2 separate regions of the Mus musculus genome follow, and region 1 is linked to region 2. A link is a loop called in an ENCODE intact Hi-C map of the cell type or tissue named here. Cell type or tissue: gastrocnemius. All regions are shown on one strand. Links, peaks and the distances in the headings refer to the core of each region. The heading gives the core; the rest is flanking DNA. Region 1 has its middle 24 kb from the start of Gm34371. Region 2 overlaps Gm34155 (a long non-coding RNA gene).

Region 1 (9,521 bases), core at 738-8,737, 1.2 Mb after region 2:
CGGATGATGGTTTTAGGTGAAATCACTCAGACTTCCATGAGGTAGAACAGCCACTAAATCTTCAGCCCATTTCAGAGATATATTGGCCCATTCTCCTATTTTTAGTGGCCTGCGTCTCTTCCGGAGGAAGGGTGTGTTTAATCTCTCTGCCAGCACTGCATATGTGTTATTTTCTAGTACCTGAGTATAATTATCAGTGTTATTTTAATAATCAATTTCAGTATAATGGCAGGATTTGCTTCAGTTGCATTTAAATTATAATAACGCTCAATAAAGAGGAAATGGAAAAGAAAGGGAAATATCACTGTGAGGATTAACACAAGGCTCCCACAAAAGGGACCTCTTTAATTTTCATGAGGCGATGAAGTGATGGCCTTTTGAATAGACAATTAGGCTCATAAACCTGACGCACCAAGGGCTTAATTCACAAATACACATCATCACGAATACATTTGCAGGGCAACTGTGTGCTTAACAGGATTAGAATCCGGCAAACCATTCATTATTAATGGGACTGCACATTGCCTTAGTCTTCATCCCTAGATAGAGCAGTATTTAAATCACATGATTTAGCACAATTTGGGGAGTTTAGTTCTGTACATAAATGGCTCTGTGTTTCTTGGAGTAGAATGTGGGGTTTTGACTACTGGCCACCGTCAGCTCCACTCAAAAGATAAGAACCTTGGAAATTCTGAACCTTGCCCCATCCATCCGGGGACAAATTCAGAAGGAGATAGCTCAGCTGGCTAGGATGCTGCTTCCACTTCGACAAGAGGCTGTAAGTTCCAACATGTTCAAGGCTCACCATTTGCATGTTAGCATTGGACACGTGTCATGTGATTTGTGAGACAGGTAATCTCAGACAGTTTTTCATTTTTACCATTAATCTCTCTGCCCCCAAGTTTGGCTAGGACCATGGAATATACACACACAGAGACAGACACAGACAGACACACACACATACACACAACTCACCTCATGAATTCTTTATTTCAAGTAATTTCCATCTTACGTTCTCTCCAAAGCAACTGTTGGGTGCTCTGAACCTATGAACGTGAAAGAGGGGAACAAGTGGACAGTCAAAATTAAAAAAAAAAATGGGGTACATAATAAAATTACTAGTGGGTACTTTCCAAAATCAAAATATCCCACCCACAGCAGGAGATGGTTTCTGAACAAGCTCCAAGTGTTCCTGATGATTTCAGATAAAGATCTCAAAGTCCCCAGAAATCTCACAAAACCTGGACACTTGTCTCATTCTCCTGCCCCAGGCTAATTCCTGGCTTCATTCCATAGTCTAGTTAGCCACTGTGCCTCATAAATGTGACTGGTAAACCAGTCAGGCTTCCTATAACAGACAGACAGACCACACTGAAGGCAAAGTTTAAAGAAAGAAAAAAAAAAATTCTAGCTCTGCTATGTCACTTGGGTGACCCCACATTTCCATGTCCCAGTGCTTAGCATGAGGCTCAGACTAAGGCTTGGTCCAGAATAGCAGCCAAACACAGGGCTGATAGCTAGCTCCTGAGCCTTTCTCCTTGGTGTCAGACACAACCATAGCAAAAGTCCTGCAACTGTAAAGGTGATTACAGGGCTGGGGCGGTGGTCAAATGAGTAAACCCCTTGGCTTGAAAATATGAAGACCAGAGTTCAGTCCTCAGAAGGTACTTTGAAGATCACCCTCTATGGTGGTACACACTTGCAATCCCAGAGCTGGGGAGGTGGAGTGGGATAGATCCCTAAGGGCTACTTGGTGAGTTCCAGTGAGGTACCCTGTCTGGAGAAAAATGGCAACTTGAGAGCACTTGAGAAACAGAACAGCAGAGGTTGTCTTCTGACCTCTGCAAGATGGATGGATGGATGGATGGATGGATGGATGGATGGATGGCACAGGAGGAAGAGGAAGGGAAGAGAAGAGATTGATCCTGCCAAGAAGCTGCCATCATGGATACTTGCCCTGGCTTGTCCATGTCCAGTCCCCTGTGCATTTTGATTCTCAGCTTTAGGCTATGATTGTCCTTCATTATCTTCTAAAATCAGGCAGTGCTAGTGGGTGCCACCCATAAATGAAGTCGTCTACCCTACGGATAACCTAGAAAGTGTTGGTTCTTCTCATTAGAAAAGCAGCATTTGCTTTACAACAGGACTACAGTTTTTAAAATACGAAGAACCTGAGTTTCCCTTCCTCATCAATTATGACTAGATACTGACACATATTCATCCTCTGAAGTCCAGAATGTTTAAGTCTCAGCATCTTAGTTAAAGGTTCTGCTGCTGTGCTGAACCAAAAGCCATGACCAAAGGCAAGTTGGAGAGGAAAGGGCTTATTTGTCTTACTTTCCCACATCACATCATCATTGAAGGAAGTCAGGACAGGAACTCAAGCAGGGCTGGAATCTGCAGGCAAAAGCTGATGAAGATCCCATGGAGGGATACTGCCCACTGGCTTGCTCCTCATGGCTTGCTCAGCCTGCTTGCTTATAGAACCTGGTACTACTACCCCAGTGTTAGCACCGCCCACAATGGGTTGGGCCCTCCCATGTCAATCATGAAGAAAATGCCCTACAGGCTTTCCTATAGCCTAATCTTACAGAGGCATTTTTTTTTTTTAAATTAAGGTTCCCTTCCCTCAGATGACTCTAGCTTGGGTCAAGTTTACATAAAACTATCTAGCGTACTCTGTGTGTGTCAGACTAGAAACTGTGGTTTTCAGAAAGCAGGTTTTGAGTCATACTCCCTTTCTGTTTCCTGTGCAAGTTTCATGGCCACTGTGGGACCAGGAGTCTGAGGTTAGCCGCTCCTCTTGCTTCCCTAGGGGATGGCTTTGCTTCCCTTCCATATCTACACTGGCCCTTCTTTGTGAACTCAGAGCTGGCCTTGAGCCGAAGGTCAACACAGCTGTCCAAGTGTGGATTGAGTTGAACCAAGTCTATTAGAGCCGTATCCCACAGAACCTCAGAGGGATATTACTTGGAAACAATGTCATTACAGATAAAATTGGTTAATATAGAGTCACACCATGGGGAGAGAGGTGCCCTTCACCACAGTGAAGACTCAGAGCCAGAGAATACTGAAAGAAGACTGGGTCTCAGGGCTTTAATCCCTGCACTCAGGAGGCAGACTCAGACAGATCTTTTTGTATGAGTTCAAGGCTAGCCTGATCTACAGAGCAGGTTCCAGGACAGTCAAGGCCTCACCATGAAATCCTAAAGAAGATGGAGGTGGATATTGGAGCGATGCTGCCACATCTGGCCCTTAGATCTGTGGTTTCTAGGATGATCTGTGCCACCTCGTTGGTAGGGCTATATCATAACAGGCCTGGGAAAGACGATGCCTAGCCCTGGTCCCTGGTGTCCTGTCAGCCACTGGAACCTGCTGGGATCACTGTGTGGATGCAGCCTAGGCAATGCCTTCTCTAGTTGTTTTTTCTCCTGTCCAGACCCTCTCAATCTCACCCCTCCATTCATAGCCTCTTCCCTGCCCCCCCCCCATCACCACATAGGGCCAATATGTCCTTCACCATTCTGGCCTAACCCTACCAGAATGACCTCTTTCCCCTTGGAACTATGCCACTGCCCAGCTTTTTGCCCCTTTGGGGCTTCCATTACATGGCTGAGGAAATCTAAATCTGTGTGAGGCCTATGGAGCCCCGCAAGGCACAGGCTGCACTGCTCCTTCTGGCTTCTCGGGCCACTCTAACCAGCAGTACTGATTTAACAGGGCCTTTCTCTTCTCAGAGCTCTCCAGCTCCCATTACAGTTAGGCCCCATCCCAAGAGCTCCTTCCTCAGAGACTCGCTCGCCGTTTTCTGTTCTCCCTTTACACTCCCTGTTTGTGCCTCATGACATTTGCCACAACTCTGAGTCACATATTTATTAGTGTGGGGTTATTTGCTGTTGCTCTTTTATGCCTCTCTCTCACTCACTATAGGCCCCATCTGAGCAGGAACAATATCTATTTGTCCTCCTGGTGCAGGCAGAGAGCAGAACAATGTTCCGGCTCCTAGGAGGTGCTCTGTAAATATTAGTGGAATGATCCAACCTCAATGCCTCTCTTTGTGGCATGATGAAGTAGGGATGTGTTTGGCTCTAAAATAAACACAATTAGCCTGGGCTGGGCTCTTGGTCACTTCATACCAGGAGGGACGAGCAAGCTTGGCACTGTGAGGGAAAGCCACGTCATTGACTGCCACCTACGGGATCTGTGCTATTCATCTGAATATATCTTCTGATTTTTCTATAGCTTACAGGCAGATGCTGGCCATGAATTCCAGGTTTAGGATATTACCTAATGGTTCCTGAAGCTTTGAAATGCCTTTGCTGCTTGAGAAAGGCTTCACTAAACTCAACATCAAAGTGAGAGAGGTCACAAAGACATCAGTATACTCCATTCACCAGCTGGGGTCCGAGTGCACGTCCCCATGACTGACCACTAGGTCCGTCCCCTTGGAGGCAGAAGCCTCACAACACCACAGAAAACAGTGCTGAATTCAAAACCTGGTTAAGGGATGAAGCCATGTTCCTCTAGCGGGGACTTGATCTTATCATTCACTGGGAATTACCACCAGGATTCTCTCCTTACTCAGTCACATGACCATTTTTGACCATGGCAACAGAAGCAAGTGGCAACCCTACCCAGTTCTTGGAACCAGAGAACATCAGCCTGGTGCCATGAAGGCAATTTCAATCATCCTTTGGAAGTTAGACAGATTATTTGCTATTTTCACCAACTCTCTTCCCATCTAGTACACGTGAGTATTACACAGAAGCCAAGCAGGACTGAAGTCTGCCCCTGGTGGCAACAAATGCAACTTGTCTCTCCTGGCTTTTCTAGGCAGGAGAACCAGAGGAAAACCAACTAGAAGCAGGAATGGGCTCATTTGCCATAAACACTGTTTGTCTCGTACCTTGGAATGACCACCAGGATTTAAGATACACACAGCACCCACTCAGTCCACTTGGCATTGTGGGCCGCTGCTATGTCATCTATGTCAGCTACTGTGGGGAACTGCAGGCTGGTCTCCAGTTGAGCTGAGGTCTGAACCCCGAAAATGGTGATAATTCACCTTCATGACACAGTAGGCGTTCCCTCATGCTCCTGGAACTCCGGCTCCTGCCTAAGTTACCACCCCCCACAGTCCCCACAAGAGAAGCATGGCTAGAAGTCAAGTAGACAATGGCCCAAACTTCTGACCTTCAGGCTAAACCCCTCCCCAGTTACCTAGCAACAGTAAAGACCATAAAAGGAGCTGTTCAGCCCCTGCTTGCTCTCTTACCTCTTACTTGTCTCTCTTACTTCTTAACCCTCACTCTCTCCCTCTCTCTCCTCTCTCTTTGTCTTCTCCTCTCCTCTCCTCTCCTCTCCTCTCCTCTCCTTTCTCCCTCTTACTCTCTTTCTCTCTAGCCTCCCCCCTTCTACCTTTTCTCTTTCTCCCTGCCTTTCTATAATAAAGCTCTAAAACCATAGAATGTCTCTGCTCATCAAGGCCCACTGCACTTGGAGGATGAGACAGGCTTTCTCCTAATGAGCCGTTTCTAATCTCCCAAGGCCTTCCTGTGCTCCAGTCAAGATCCGCTGCACTCATTCTCGCCAGTGTTGGGAACCTCTTCCCTCATCCCTCTCTCCCATAACCCTGGTGGCTTTAGCAAAGTAGCTCAGGGAATCCCAGGTACGGCTGCCCCTTGCTACCCCCTGAAGTGTGGGTCAGAGGCTTAGATGCTCACCCAGGGATGAGTGGAAGATAGATAGCAGCCCTCCCATGCCTGACTGACCAGAGAATAGGTAAAACTCTGGCGGGGTATGGGTCTGCTTCTCCCCTTCCCCAGGGCCCCCCCCAGGCCCCCTTTTTTGGTCCCAACAAGCTACCACATTATACTTGCCTGTCAATAACAGACATTAATCCCCTTGAGAGGACCTCCCTGGCAACAAAGCCCTGACTTCATCAGCTGCCTCCACAGTCCCTTTCAACCCAGTCCCTCCATCCTTTTTGGTGCCTCAGATACTTCATGTACCTTATGGACAGCCACAATGTCCTAGGTCCCCATCTCTCACCAAGTCAGAGATTTTTAAATCTGACCATGTGGTCCCAGGTGCACTGTGACTGTGGCCAGCCAGGGGCTCACGGGGCTGCATAGCAGAAGCTATTGAAGGAAAAGCACCTGCCCAGTGCTGCCCAAACCATGAGCTCTGATCAAGTGACATGCCTTTCAACAATGTCCTATTGTCTGTAGAGTTGGGGTTCCTAGATTAGGGGTATTGAAGTACTTCTTACATACCAGAAAAAGCTATGCACAGGAACCCAGACAGATGCTTGTGACTCGAAGCAACCATGTAGTAGAAACAGCCCAGACTCCCTCATTAATAGCTGAATGGATACACAAACTGTGGTAAGTTCATACAAACAGACTGCTGTTAAGCCTTAAGAAGTAATGAAGAATTAACTCATGCTACAACCTGACCTAACGGTGACTCCAAGTAGAAAAAAAGAAAGAGAGAGAGACATAGACAGAGACAGACAGACAGACAGACAGACAGAGACAGAGAGATGATTTTTGCATGAGGTAGTGAGAACATCAAATTTTTAGACTAAAAAAGAACAATAGAAATGGTGATTTCCCAGGACAGTCAAGCTCTGGGAAACAGGGAGTCTCTATTTAATGTGTAAAATGTCAATCTGGAACTTTGCTAAAGCTCCAGTGATGGATGGTGGTGAGGCTTGCTCAGGAGACAAAGCAATCCTAATGCCACTAACTGTGCATCTGAAACAGAGGTAGGCTTCAGTCTAGGCCCTGATGACTTGTAAAACGCAGATGAAAGAAGAAATGTGGGTGGTAGTTTTCAACTTTATTACAAAATGCAAGAAGCCATTTAGTGTCTGCTAGTAATCGTGATTATTTAAGAATACAATGAAGGGCCTGTGGGAGGGCTCCACGGGCAAAAGGAGCTTGCCACCAAGCCTGAGGACTTGAGTTCATTCGCCAGGACTCACGATAGAAAATCAGTTTCCATGAATTGTTTTCTGCCCTCCACATGTGTGTACAGCACATGCACATTCATATACACATATACTCATGCAAAATAAGTAAGCCTGAGCATTTTAGGTAAAGAAAAAATTAAAAGAATGCAATAGAAATATTGTTTCATTTGATTTAGATATGTGAGTTTTCAAAAGGCCAATAAATGTTCAGAATATAAATACTTACTAGGCAGTTTAAACTCAATGACTTAATCCACTAATTTTCTTAACATTCTTTGACCCTAAGGACACCTTTTAAGTGCCTCTGGCCTGAGAGTGTTGTCGACCAACACATAAGAGACTGGGGTCCCCAAAAACTCAAGCTGGAACCTTGTCCACTCCCAAATTCACAGAAGGACATCAGCAAACCCAAACTGTAGGATGTGACACGGGACGAGGACAGCCTGGTCCTCAGGTGGATGACAGAGAAAGGGAGGAAGAAAGGAGGGAGGGAGGGAGGGAGGGAGGGAGGGAGGGAGGGAGGAAGGAAGGAAGGAAGGAAGGAAGGAAGGAAGGAAGGAAGGAAGGAAGTGTGGGTGAGTTAAAAACTATATTAGCTCTTCAGTCCAGAGACCTGGTCAGACCCTGCATTAACCCAACCTGTACCAAGGCAAAGGAACATGGGGAGAACAGAGGAACTGACTAGATTCTCCTTTAGTTAGGAGGTTTCTGTGATATGGTGGTAACATTGCAGTCTTCTCCCTGAAACACACATTCAAATGTGTAGAGGGAAAAAATAGTACCAGGGCCTTGCTTCAAAATACAGATGGCTACACTGAGGGTAACCCAGCTGTCTGTCGTGAAGCAGACCTGGAAAAGCTGCTGTCTTCTTCACTCTAAATAGTTGATAATTTGCAATGAGATGCTCAATAGTTGACTGTAAGGCAGGCTTACATTGGATGGTTTCCAGAGTTTAGGCTAATGCAAGTGTCCTGATTACATTTTGTGCAGTATAGGCTTCCCTATGATGTTCACTGAGTTCACTGTATTACAAGTATTTGGAAGCATATTTTTGTGAAAAAAAATTAAATTCTAAATTTTCCTTTCCTATCCCCGGCTACTGGAATGATGACTTTAAGACTAATTAGTTATTATTGAATACCTAGCCCATAAGCTTTGGCTCGTCCTCTGACTAGCTCATAACGTATTTAACCAACTCAAACTATTCAATGTCTACCACTTGGTTAGTTACCTCTCCTTAGTCCTGCTTGCTTCTTCCTTCGTGTCTCGCCAGCATCTCTCTTTTATTCTCTCACTCATTCCCAGAATCCTCTCTTCCTCCCAGTGTCCCGCCTCCTATTTCCTGCCTCAGCTCATTGGTCTTTGGCTTTTTTATTGACAGGTGTTGCTTATAAGAGAGTCCCTCAGCCGGGCGTGGTGGTGCACACCTTTAATCCCAGCACTTAGGAGGCAGAGGCAGGTGGATTTCTGAGTTTGAGGCCAGCCTGGTCTACAGAGTGAGTTCCAGGACAGCCAGGGCTACACAGAGAAACCCTGTCTCGACAAGAGAGAGAGAGAGAGAGAGAGAGAGAGAGAGAGAGAGAGAGAGAGAGAGAGAGAGAGAGAGAGAGAGAGAGAGAGAGAGAGAGAGAGAGATTGATTCCCGCTACACACTTTCAGCTCACACTGGTATCTTAGTTAGGGTTTCTATTGCAGCAATCGATACCTTAACCGAAAGAAACTTGGGAGGGAGGACTTGTTTCAGCTGATGGCGCTTAGGCCACACGACTTCACGTACAGAAGTTAGAGCAGGGACTCAAGGCAGGAACTGAGGCAGAAGAAGCCATGGAGGACCACTGCTTACTAGCTTGTTCTCCATGGTTTTGTTAGCTTGCTTTCCTGTACAATTCAGGACCACCTGCCCAGGGGTGGCATCACTCCCATCCTCCACTCCCAGGCTGGTCCAGGCAACATCAATCATTAATGGAGATACTATCCCACTGGCTTACCTGTATGTCAGTCTTTTGGAGGCATTTTCTCAATTAAGATTTCATCTACCCAAACGGGCGTGGTGGCACACATCTTTAATCCTAGCACTTGGGAGGCAGAGACAGGCCAGCCTGGTCTACAGAGTGAGTTCCAGGACAGCCAGGGCTACACAGAGAAACCCTGTCTCAAAAAACAAACAAACAAACAAACAACAAAAAAACAAAAACAAAAAATAAAAACAAAATAAAAAAATATTTCCTCTACCCAGCTATGTCTAGATTCCTGTCAGGTTGACAAAGACCAAGCAACACAGATAGCCTATGGGGTCATAACCCCGTTTCGAATCAAGGAGCACTTGACATCTAAGGAGGGAGAAAGAAGCTGCGATCAGAGAAGAAATGAAACAGACCTGGTCATGTGCACTGGGCGTGGGTAGTGGCACGAACTGTCCCTCACTCTGGTGTCCACAGCTCTCATCCCCTCAAAGTCCTTGCATGGTTCCTGTGCTCCAGTATGAAGGTCAAATGGAGGCATGACTTGCTTCACGCCTGAGTGGCACCACACTCTCCATTCGTCC
Region 2 (9,521 bases), core at 897-8,896:
TAAGCTCAGAGAATTACACCCTCATTTAGTGTTCTATGGGGCTCATGAAAGATGACTGTCTCTTCTGCAGATTTTTATTAAGCTTGTCTGTTGCATACAGCACTTTCTTCTCTGGCTTCATTATTTAGAGGCATTGACAATTTTAACACCAGAGAGTTAGCCTAGGATAGAATTACAAATGCTAAATCTTAAAACAAATAAGTCACTTGACATAACTGCTGCCCAGTTATAAAGCAATGTTCATTTCGGTTCATTTAATACCTTTCTTGTTCTTTTTGAAGGGAAGATCATGAAGAAGTGTTAGCGCTTCTTATCTGTCAGAATGGCTTAAGGTTACAAATACAACCTATCAAATCAAGTGGCAATGCAAAATAACGAAGCCTCAGACTATCATTATAAAACGTCAAATGTTTGTGAAATGCATATACGTGTTGTGGCTGAGGCCTTGTCGTTTTTAGATAATCGCTCAAATAATTCTGTGTGGGAATCATGAATCTGAGGTGGTGAGGGTGAGGAAGGAGAGTACTGGGTTAGGGCTATGAGCTCTGTGATAGCTCATTTATATCGCATTATACTTCATCATGACAGTCATATTATATTAATCATACCATATTGTACCCAATCTCTGTCACATCACAATTTATACTCTATTTGAATTTAAAAGGCTTTTGTGGTTCCATCCAACAATTAAATCACTGCTTAACCTAGAATTTCTATAGGCAAAATGCCTCCCAAGTTCCAACATATTCATAAATAACTCCTATAAATTGCCCACCTGAGCTTTCTTAAACTTTCTTGTCATTTTTACTTTCTCATGCTTTAATCTGAAGACACTCCTGTGTCTCTTCTATGTATACTTCAGACAGTAAAAGACACCCTGTACAACACAACCTTGTTTCAGGGTTTCATTGCTGTGAAGAGACACCATGACCACACAACTCTTATAAAGGAAAACATTTAATTGGGGCTGGCCTACAGTTCAGAGGTTCAGTCCATCATCGTTATGGAGAGAAGCATGGTAGTGTTCAGGCAGACTTGGTGTTGGAGGAGCTGAGAGTTCTACATCTTGATCCACAGGCAGCAGAAGGGGACTGTGTGTCACACTGGGTGTAGCTTGAGGCTAGGAGACCTCCAAGTTCAACCCCAAAGTGACTTCATTCAGGAAGACCACCTCCTAATAGTGCTTCTCCCTATGGGCCAACATTCAAACATAGGAGTCAGGGGGAGCCATTCCTATTCAAACCTCCACAAAAGTCACACAGCTCCTGCCCCAGACCCACACACCTACAGAGAAAAATCTCATAAATGGTCTGTGTTGTGATGCCCTCTAGTTTCTAAATGACTCTATTTTAATCACTTCTTTAATATAAAATGGCTGTTATTATTTATTATATTCAATTTTTTGCTGCTTAATAGTAGGTTGTGACCTCTGCTTTGTAAAACAGTGTCTTATTTTTATCATTAATCTGTAAGCCTAAAAATTAGGCCATGTCCCATTGTCCTGTGAGGCCTGGTGGTTTTTCTTCATTTACAATGGTCATCTTTGTAACTTGTATGACACCCTTTTTCTTTTTTTAAAGTTTGTGAAGATTCTATAGTTCAGCTCACTAGACAATGTTGAAGTTGGGTAACTGTTAAATTGTATATGCTCTTAATGTAATTTTACTATAAAATAGAGTGACTTATTGTCCGCTCTCTCATATGCTCTGCCTATGGGGGGCGTCTCATGATAATATTCTTTTCTGGCATGTTAATCTTCTTTTCCTGTTGTAGGAGAAAGCCCTAACACACCCCCTTCCCTGTCTAAGGAAGCCTGGATAGAAATGGCCTGGGAACTTATACAACTAAGGTTTCCTTTAAGAAAGATAATTCAAAATTACAAATACTAGGTTAAGTGTCAAAGCCAATATTTATTTGGAATAAGACAAGAAATCACATGAAATAATAAATATCCAATAGCAAAATCACAATATAACATCTCCAAATAACAGCCAAATTTTTTTATGATAAATTTCTTTCAGGTTTTGATATTGATATTATATTTATAATATATTTTATTATAATCATATAGCTGTGTGATATATAATATAATATATAATTTATATATATATATGAAGTTGGCTCCTGGATTCTAAGGGATGAATATTTGTGTTGCAATTTACTGATCTAGATGAAATTTCTATTGATTTTTATTATCTACCCTATTATTTTTATTTCTTGTTTTTTTGGGGTTTTTTTGTTTTTGTTTTTTCGAGACAGGGTTTCTCTGTATAGCCCTGGCTGTCCTGGAGCTCACTTTGTAGACCAGGCTGGCCTCGAACTCAGAAATCTGCCTGCCTCTGCCTCCCGAGTGCTGGGATTAAAGGCGTGCGTCACCACGCCCGGCTTATTTTTATTTCTTACCCCATTACTTTTTATTTAAAATTTCTCCCCGTTCTTTAAATTACAGAATAGAGCAGGAAGGGGGTGCTCTATATCCATTCAAATCAAATCTATTCTTTCGAAGTCATTTTGCTGAAGTTCTCTAAGACATCTTCCCAAATGTTGGTAAAAGTGAATGTTTGTAGTGAATTCCTCCCTCAGCCGGATTCCTAATGGCTTCAGTTCCAACAGTCTACAACCTGGAATGAGATGGTGGTCTTAGCTGATGCTGAGTAAAAAAACCTTTGCATGGTTTATAAAGACACATTCTTGTGGGTAACTTCTTAGGACCTTCCCCAGAGTCCTGAAATGCTGGTTAAAGGAAAACGCCTTGACATTCCTACTTCATAATGCTTTTGGCTCAACCTGCCATTTGCCAAGGAGAGTCAGCCTCTGAGGATGCTGAGGCAAAACAGCTCCTTTACAATACAGTCATGTGTATTCTTAAAGTCACACGGGGAGTGTGTGGACGTGGTGGTGCTCATTTATTACTTCCTTGAGGTTTTGGGCTTCAGTGAGTGGCAGTGCAGGTGCTGGACACCGGAACAAAGGCTGCTTCTATGTGGTTAAAGGGTTAGAGTATGTAGAGCAGCTAGAAAAGGCACTGAAACAAAGCAACAAAGCAATTCACCCCAGAATATCCAAACAGAAGCTGGGGAGGCTCCTCATACCTCTGTCCAGTAAAACAGTGTTGGAGGTTGGTGGTGGGGGTGGGGAGAGTAGAGGGGGTGGGGAGGGTGATAGGTGGGGGTGGGGAGGTGGGAGGTGTTGTTTGCCTAGAACCACAGTTGCAAATGAACTTGGGGGATCCTGGGACCGTGGTGTCAGCAAAGCTGCACCACTTCTACTATATTGTTTGAATCCGGCTTGTTTAGGAACTCAGAATCACTTAGCGCGATGAAGGCACTTCAGTATTATTGATCTTGCTTTTTTCTTGAGATGGCTTTGAAGACGATGGAGAGGGGAACCGAAGACAATGTGGGGACAAAAACTATTATCAAATAAAAGCATCTAAAATACCTAGATTATGTTCATTTACTGTGGTCCCCCACCTCTTAAAACCTGGAATACTGTTGGAGGTGGGGTGGGAATAAAACCTTTAAAATGGAATTAGCCTAATAGGAAAATTAACAATAAACTATAAGCGAAGCATGAAAGAAGGTTAGTTGTAATTCTGTTTAATCATCTTCATGGACATCAAGAAGTCATTTTCCTTTTCTGTACCTCAGTTTCCATCTCCCGAGGGCACGTGAATCCTGAAGGTCACCTCCAGCTTGGAGCAGCTGTTGTCAAAAACGTAGGTGTCATGAATATTGGTCTTAGTGTGGCATCTTGGGCCCGATTACAAAGGCAAGTGTAGTTTACTTTCTGTAGTTTACTTTTCTGCAAAGTGCCGGGACAGGGCGGTACCTTCTTTAAGGACATTTCTGTTCTTTAGAGAAATGATATGAAAAGCCGAAGGGAAAAATCTGGAAGGATGCAGAGAGGGAAGCCCATTTTAGCCACTGGGTGGCGATATTGTCCCACGTCGTGGAAGGTTTTTTTGTCCCATTCGCCATTCGCCAACCGTTCCAAACTTTGAATTAACTAAGCATAGTCAAGGAAGATTTTCAAAAGGGAGCTGAAATAAAAGCAGGTCGGCAGAAAACCACAATTACAGGGGAATGACAGTAAAGGGCAAGGCCAACTAACAGAAATAAAATCCCTGTCGTCAAGGCAGTGAAACGTAGAGGGTTATATATGACAGCTGTGTTTGGGTATTATTTAACAGAATATATGGAGAGGAGTACATCGTAAATCTATGTAGGTTTTAAAAAAATAATATGATTTAAAGATTAGTTCTAACAATCAAAGATTTAGCCCGGAGGATTACAAAATATAGGCTATATTTCTAAAATCCAAACACAAATAGACTGTTTTCTTCTTTTGTTTTTAGCATATATTAATTGAAAAATAAGTTTTGCTGTGACATGCCCACACGTGCATTTAATGTGCTTTTATTATGTGCATCCTCTTGAGTTTTATCCTCCCTCCCCACCCTCTCTTTCCCTTTTACACCCTTTTACTTCCATCTCAGGATTAGGTTATATCATTTAACATTGCAACGTTCAGTTCCATCCATTTTCTTGCAAACAACATAGATCCGTTGTTCTATATGAATGGAGAAAAGAATTTCTTAAATAAAGATTATGTTTATTTATTTGTGAGTGCGAAAACACATCACTGTGAAGATGTAGAGGTCAGAGAAAGTGGTCTCCTCACTACAACTTTTGGGTCCAAGGGTCTCACTGGATTCAGGTTATCAGGCTCCATGGCAAACAATTCCACCCACTAAGTCTTCCCTCTGGTAACCAACTCCATTTCTTTATCCTCTGTCTGTCAAAGGATACCTGTGTGGATTCTGTAATTTTCCAGTTATGAATAGTGCTGTGGCAAATATGCATCTGTCGATATTGCTATAATAAGTTGATTCTTTGGGGCGGGGGTAGACACACAGAAGTGGTAAGGCTGGGTCCTATGGGCGATGTAGTTTTAGTTGTTAAGGGAACCCCTTCATGTTGATTTCATATTGGCTGTGGTAATTTACGTTCTCACCAGCTGTGCATAAGACTTCCTTTTTCCAACGCCATGCTAGCATCTGTTGTTAACTTTGTGATGGCTGCCAATCTGATTGGGATGAGGTGGAAACCAGATAGTGGTGATTGGCTGCTCCCTGCTGGCTAACAGCGTTGGACAATTTAACACCTTTGTTGACCACTTACTTATATATTTTTGAGACCTGTAGGTTAGGTCCATTTGCTCATTTGTTGAACAGATTACATTTTTTTGTGTGTGTTTAATTTTTTGAGTTCTTCGTGTGTTCTAGAATATTCGTGAACATCTGGCAAAGATTTTCTTCTCTGTCTATAGTTTTCTCACCGTTGATTGCTGCCCTGGCCATACAGACGTCCATTATTTGATGCAACCTGATTGGTCATCTCCTTTTGTTACCTTCTGAGCGTCTATAATCCCATCAAGAAGGCCACTACTTACATGTGAGTCTGGAAATGTTTCATGTGTGTAGCAATCCTAAGGCTTCAGGTCTTATGCTAATGTCATTAACATATTTTTGGGTTGATTTTTCTGTTGGGTCAGAGGCAGAGCATGTGTGGGTATCCAGTTTCCTCAGCTCTTTTTGTTAGGAGACCTTTCCTCCTATGTGCTGGCACCTTGGTAAGAACCGGATGGCTTAGCTGCTTGACCTTTCTCCAGATCGCAGTTTGTTTGTTTGTTTACTTAGTTATTTACTTATTTAGTCTAAACTAGAAGGGACCATTTAAGAGGATTGTACTTTTCCATTTTCTTTTGTACTTTTTTGATTGTACTTTTCTTTTTTTCTTTTTTGCTATTCAATCAAATAAAGCAATCTATAGTTTTTGAGCCCTTTTCTTTTCTTTGAAGTGGTTTTCACCTGGGCATCAATCTTTTGTTTGGAATTTTGGGGTGAGAGGTGGGATTAAAGTTCTCCCTGGCACTGAGATGGGGCCATTTTATGTATCTATTGATGGATCTATCTATCTATCTATCTATCTATCTATCTATCTATCTATCTATCTATCTATGTATCATTTGTATATCTGTTATCTATGTGTCTATCTATCTATCTATCTATCTATCTACCTATCTATGTATCATTTGTATATCTGTTATCTGTCTGTCTATCTATCTATCTATCTATCTATCTATCTATCTATGTATCATTTGTATATCTGTTATCTATGTGTCTGTCTGTCTATCTATCTATCTATCTATCTATCTATCTATCTATCTATGTATGTATCATTTGTATATCTGTTATCTATGTGTCTGTCTGTCTATCTATCTATCTATCTATCTATCTATCTATCTATCTATGTATCATTTGTATATCTGTTATCTATGTGTCTGTCTGTCTATCTATCTATCTATCTATCTATCTATCTATCTATCTATCTATGTATGTATGTATCATTTGTATATCTGTTATCTATGTGTCTGTCTGTCTATCTATCTATCTATCTATCTATCTATCTATCTATGTATCATTTGTATATCTGTTATCTATGTGTCTGTCTGTCTATCTATCTATCTATCTATCTATCTATCTATCTATGTATGTATGTATCATTTGTATATCTGTTATCTATGTGTCTGTCTGTCTATCTATCTATCTATCTATCTATCTATCTATCTATCTACCTATCATTTGTATGCCTGTTATCTATCATCTATCTACCTACCTATCTATCTGTGAAGACAACTCAGGAGGAGACTCTGGGGAGAGTAAAAGCTTTGCAACTTCAGCCCTGTCCTCCTCTATCTTCAGCAGAGACGATGTGAGAAGACAAACACAATCTTCCCCATGGAAGAACCGCTGAGCACAAAGGAGGAAACCCAGAGGCTTGAGGTAGAGAATGGTGACACAGTTCCCACTCCCGAGTTCACACACCATTTCTTGTACAATATACAGAAATCTGACTGCAGGAGCCTATGTGGGCTACAGCCTGCTTCTTTCTACCATTGACTCTGTTCAGCTCCCCATCTGTTTTTTTCTTTGTTATTCCTTTATTGTCATTGTCACCATCATCATCACCATCATTGTCATCATCAAAGACAGGATCTCACTATGAAGCCATGGCTGGCCTGCAATTCACTGTGTAGACCACACTAGCCTCAAACTCACAGAAAGTCACCTGCCTTTGACCCCATCACTCTTTGTCTCTTTCCTGGTATGCATATACAAGGTCTTTCTGAGGGCCATGGCTTGGGTCTCAATGTCCTGGTGGCCTTAGCTGTCTCATTTCTCTCCCTCTGACACAGTAACTATGAGCTTATATAGTTCTGTGCCCATTTAAAAAAAAAAAGTGATACCGTTAAGTAACCTTTAACAATGAAGCCCATTCATTATGCATTTACCTGACGACACAAAAGCAGCATTTGCTCCATTTCAGGGGACTGCCACAGATCAAAGGCACTGAGATCTGAGTGTGTTGGGAACAGTCAGCAGAGACTGTATGGAAATAATGCTTAGCATTTATGTCACACTTTCAATGGCTTCTGCAATCATTAATTAATTATCCTACACAATAGCTCTATGAAGAAGGTCAGTGCCACTAGCTCTATTTTACGGAAGAAGACTCAGACAGCAGTTAAGACATTTCCCCCCAACGTTTAAAGACCTCATATCAAAGCAGCTCTGGGGTGGAGGCTGTAGGTACAATACAAGGAAGCTGAGGAGTACAGAGCCGTGAGGTGCCTCTTGGGAGGCTCCACTTTCTTTGATCTATTTAGAAACATTCTGAATATGAGGATGTTCTAGATTCATGTACTGCCTCTACTTGCAGTCCGCTTGTTCTTGCTGATCCTACTCAGTCTGCCATTTTTATGAGATCTCATGTCCTATTCATTCATTCATTCATTCATTCATTTATTCACTCACACATTCACTTATTCCTTCACTCACTGATGCAGCTGAACTCACTATGCAGACTACAATAGCCTCCAGCTCTCAGATCCACTTGCCTTTGACCCCATCACTCTTTTGTCTTTGGTAGGCATACACAGGGTCTTTAGGAGGCCCATGGCTCGGGTCCTCTGAATACGTATATCAGTTAAATGAGGCAAGCCAACAGAATGGTAAACAACTGATTCTATAGACAACCTTTGCCTTCAAAGAGCTTTAATTTCTTTGTAGGAATGTACAGGTATACCCACCCACACACCACCACCACCACCACCACCACCACCACCACCACCACCACCACCATCTTAAAGGGCATGGAAAGAGAAAGACATGGCTTCTCCCAGGTAGAGTCTAGGAAGTGGACACCAAAGAGGTAAGGTTTAGTTAATCCTCTCTGAGATGCCCTGCTTGTGGCTGAGACTATGGGGCTCCTCAGAGTTCCTGGGGAGATATAAGACAAAAGATGACCTGAATATTAGCTGCTTCTGTTTTTGCCTTAGGCCAGGGGTCTTGTGGGCTAATTTACTATGCCTTACCTTGAAGAGTTCTAACAGCCTATGTGGATATCCTCTTCCTCTTCCCCTTCCTCTTCTTTTTGTGGGATGATGAGCTATTTGAAAATAGGGATAAATTCCTGAAGCCTATAGTATGTTGTAGGAAATATCAGCATGGATAACTACCATGTACCAAGTGCCTGCCCTGCTCAGTGCTTTAAATAGCAGATACTACAAAGACTTTGCAGTCCCGTACTGTTATTACCACCGTTTTACAGTTGAACAAAGGGAAACTGAGAAAGTTTTAGTAAATTTGTTCAGAGCTCTGCAATTCTTTCCACTATTTACCAGGAGTTTAGTGACCTGTGTTCTGTGCTAAGCTGAACAGAGCAGCTGTGGGCACTCCCTGTACAAGGCTTTCAGAACACTGTGGGGACAGGCATCCACCAGTGGGCATCAATTCGTATTATACAGCTGTCCGTCAGTCCTCTGTCCGTCAGTCCTCAGTCACTGCTTGTGATGAAGTCTCTGGAGAAACATGCAGGATGTAATGAAGGAGAAGCACAGTGACATGATGTGGCACAGGTCCATCCATGGGGAGACACAGGGGCAAACGCACAATCACGGAAGGGAGTGGGGGCTTTCATGAGTGCAATAGGAGGAGGTGGCCTTTGAGGAAAGCCAGTGCTATTAGCATCTTACAGATGAAGAATCAGACCCCCAACATTAAGGCCTCTTGTCAAAGCAGATCCAGGTGTGGGGTTGCAGCTAAAGCATAAAGTAGCCCAGTGTTGTAGTAAATATTTAATCTCAATTGGGGGTTTTACCCTGCCTTTGATCAATCAGTCCCCAGATAAAAGACACAAACCTTGATGCTTATAATAAGCCTTTAAAGTACAAGAGCTAGGCAGATACCAACCCTTTTTGCTGTTATTCTATTATGTCTACTTCCCTGCCAATAACCCTGAGTTATAACTTGCCATGCTTCATCTGGGCTGCTCTTACACCAATTGAATACCCCGTTTGTTAATTGCAACCCTTTCCTAGTGCCACCATGGAACCTTCCGGAAGAAATGTGTTTGACTTCTGTTGTCTTACCAGTCAGTAACATCAACAACACAACG

The links. Peaks named below come from ENCODE experiments on the same cell type or tissue, not always from the same donor. Only the 100,000 strongest peaks of a DNase experiment are listed, where the experiment ranks them.
Region 1: a loop joins it to region 2, with 3 times the contacts of the local background. A loop is called at or near these places in 3 of 42 quality-filtered maps.

What each region holds. Positions count from the first base shown.
Region 1 is chr17:4,765,451-4,774,971 of GRCm38, forward strand. No RefSeq gene overlaps it. Among named protein-coding and RNA genes, the nearest start is that of Gm34371, 24 kb to the right of the region's middle. In gastrocnemius, for the core only: a CTCF peak has its summit at 4,790; no DNase peak of the experiment used is centred there; H3K27ac peaks cover 339 bases.
Region 2 is chr17:3,567,142-3,576,662 of GRCm38, forward strand. It overlaps Gm34155 (a long non-coding RNA gene), which reads left to right. Exons shown (of 5, transcript XR_876342.2): 2 at 3,651-3,718; 3 at 5,332-5,456; 4 at 6,767-6,847. Among named protein-coding and RNA genes, the nearest start is that of Gm34155, 9.4 kb to the left of the region's middle. In gastrocnemius, for the core only: a CTCF peak has its summit at 3,921 (motif pointing right); a DNase peak (open chromatin) is centred at 3,929; H3K4me3 peaks cover 510 bases.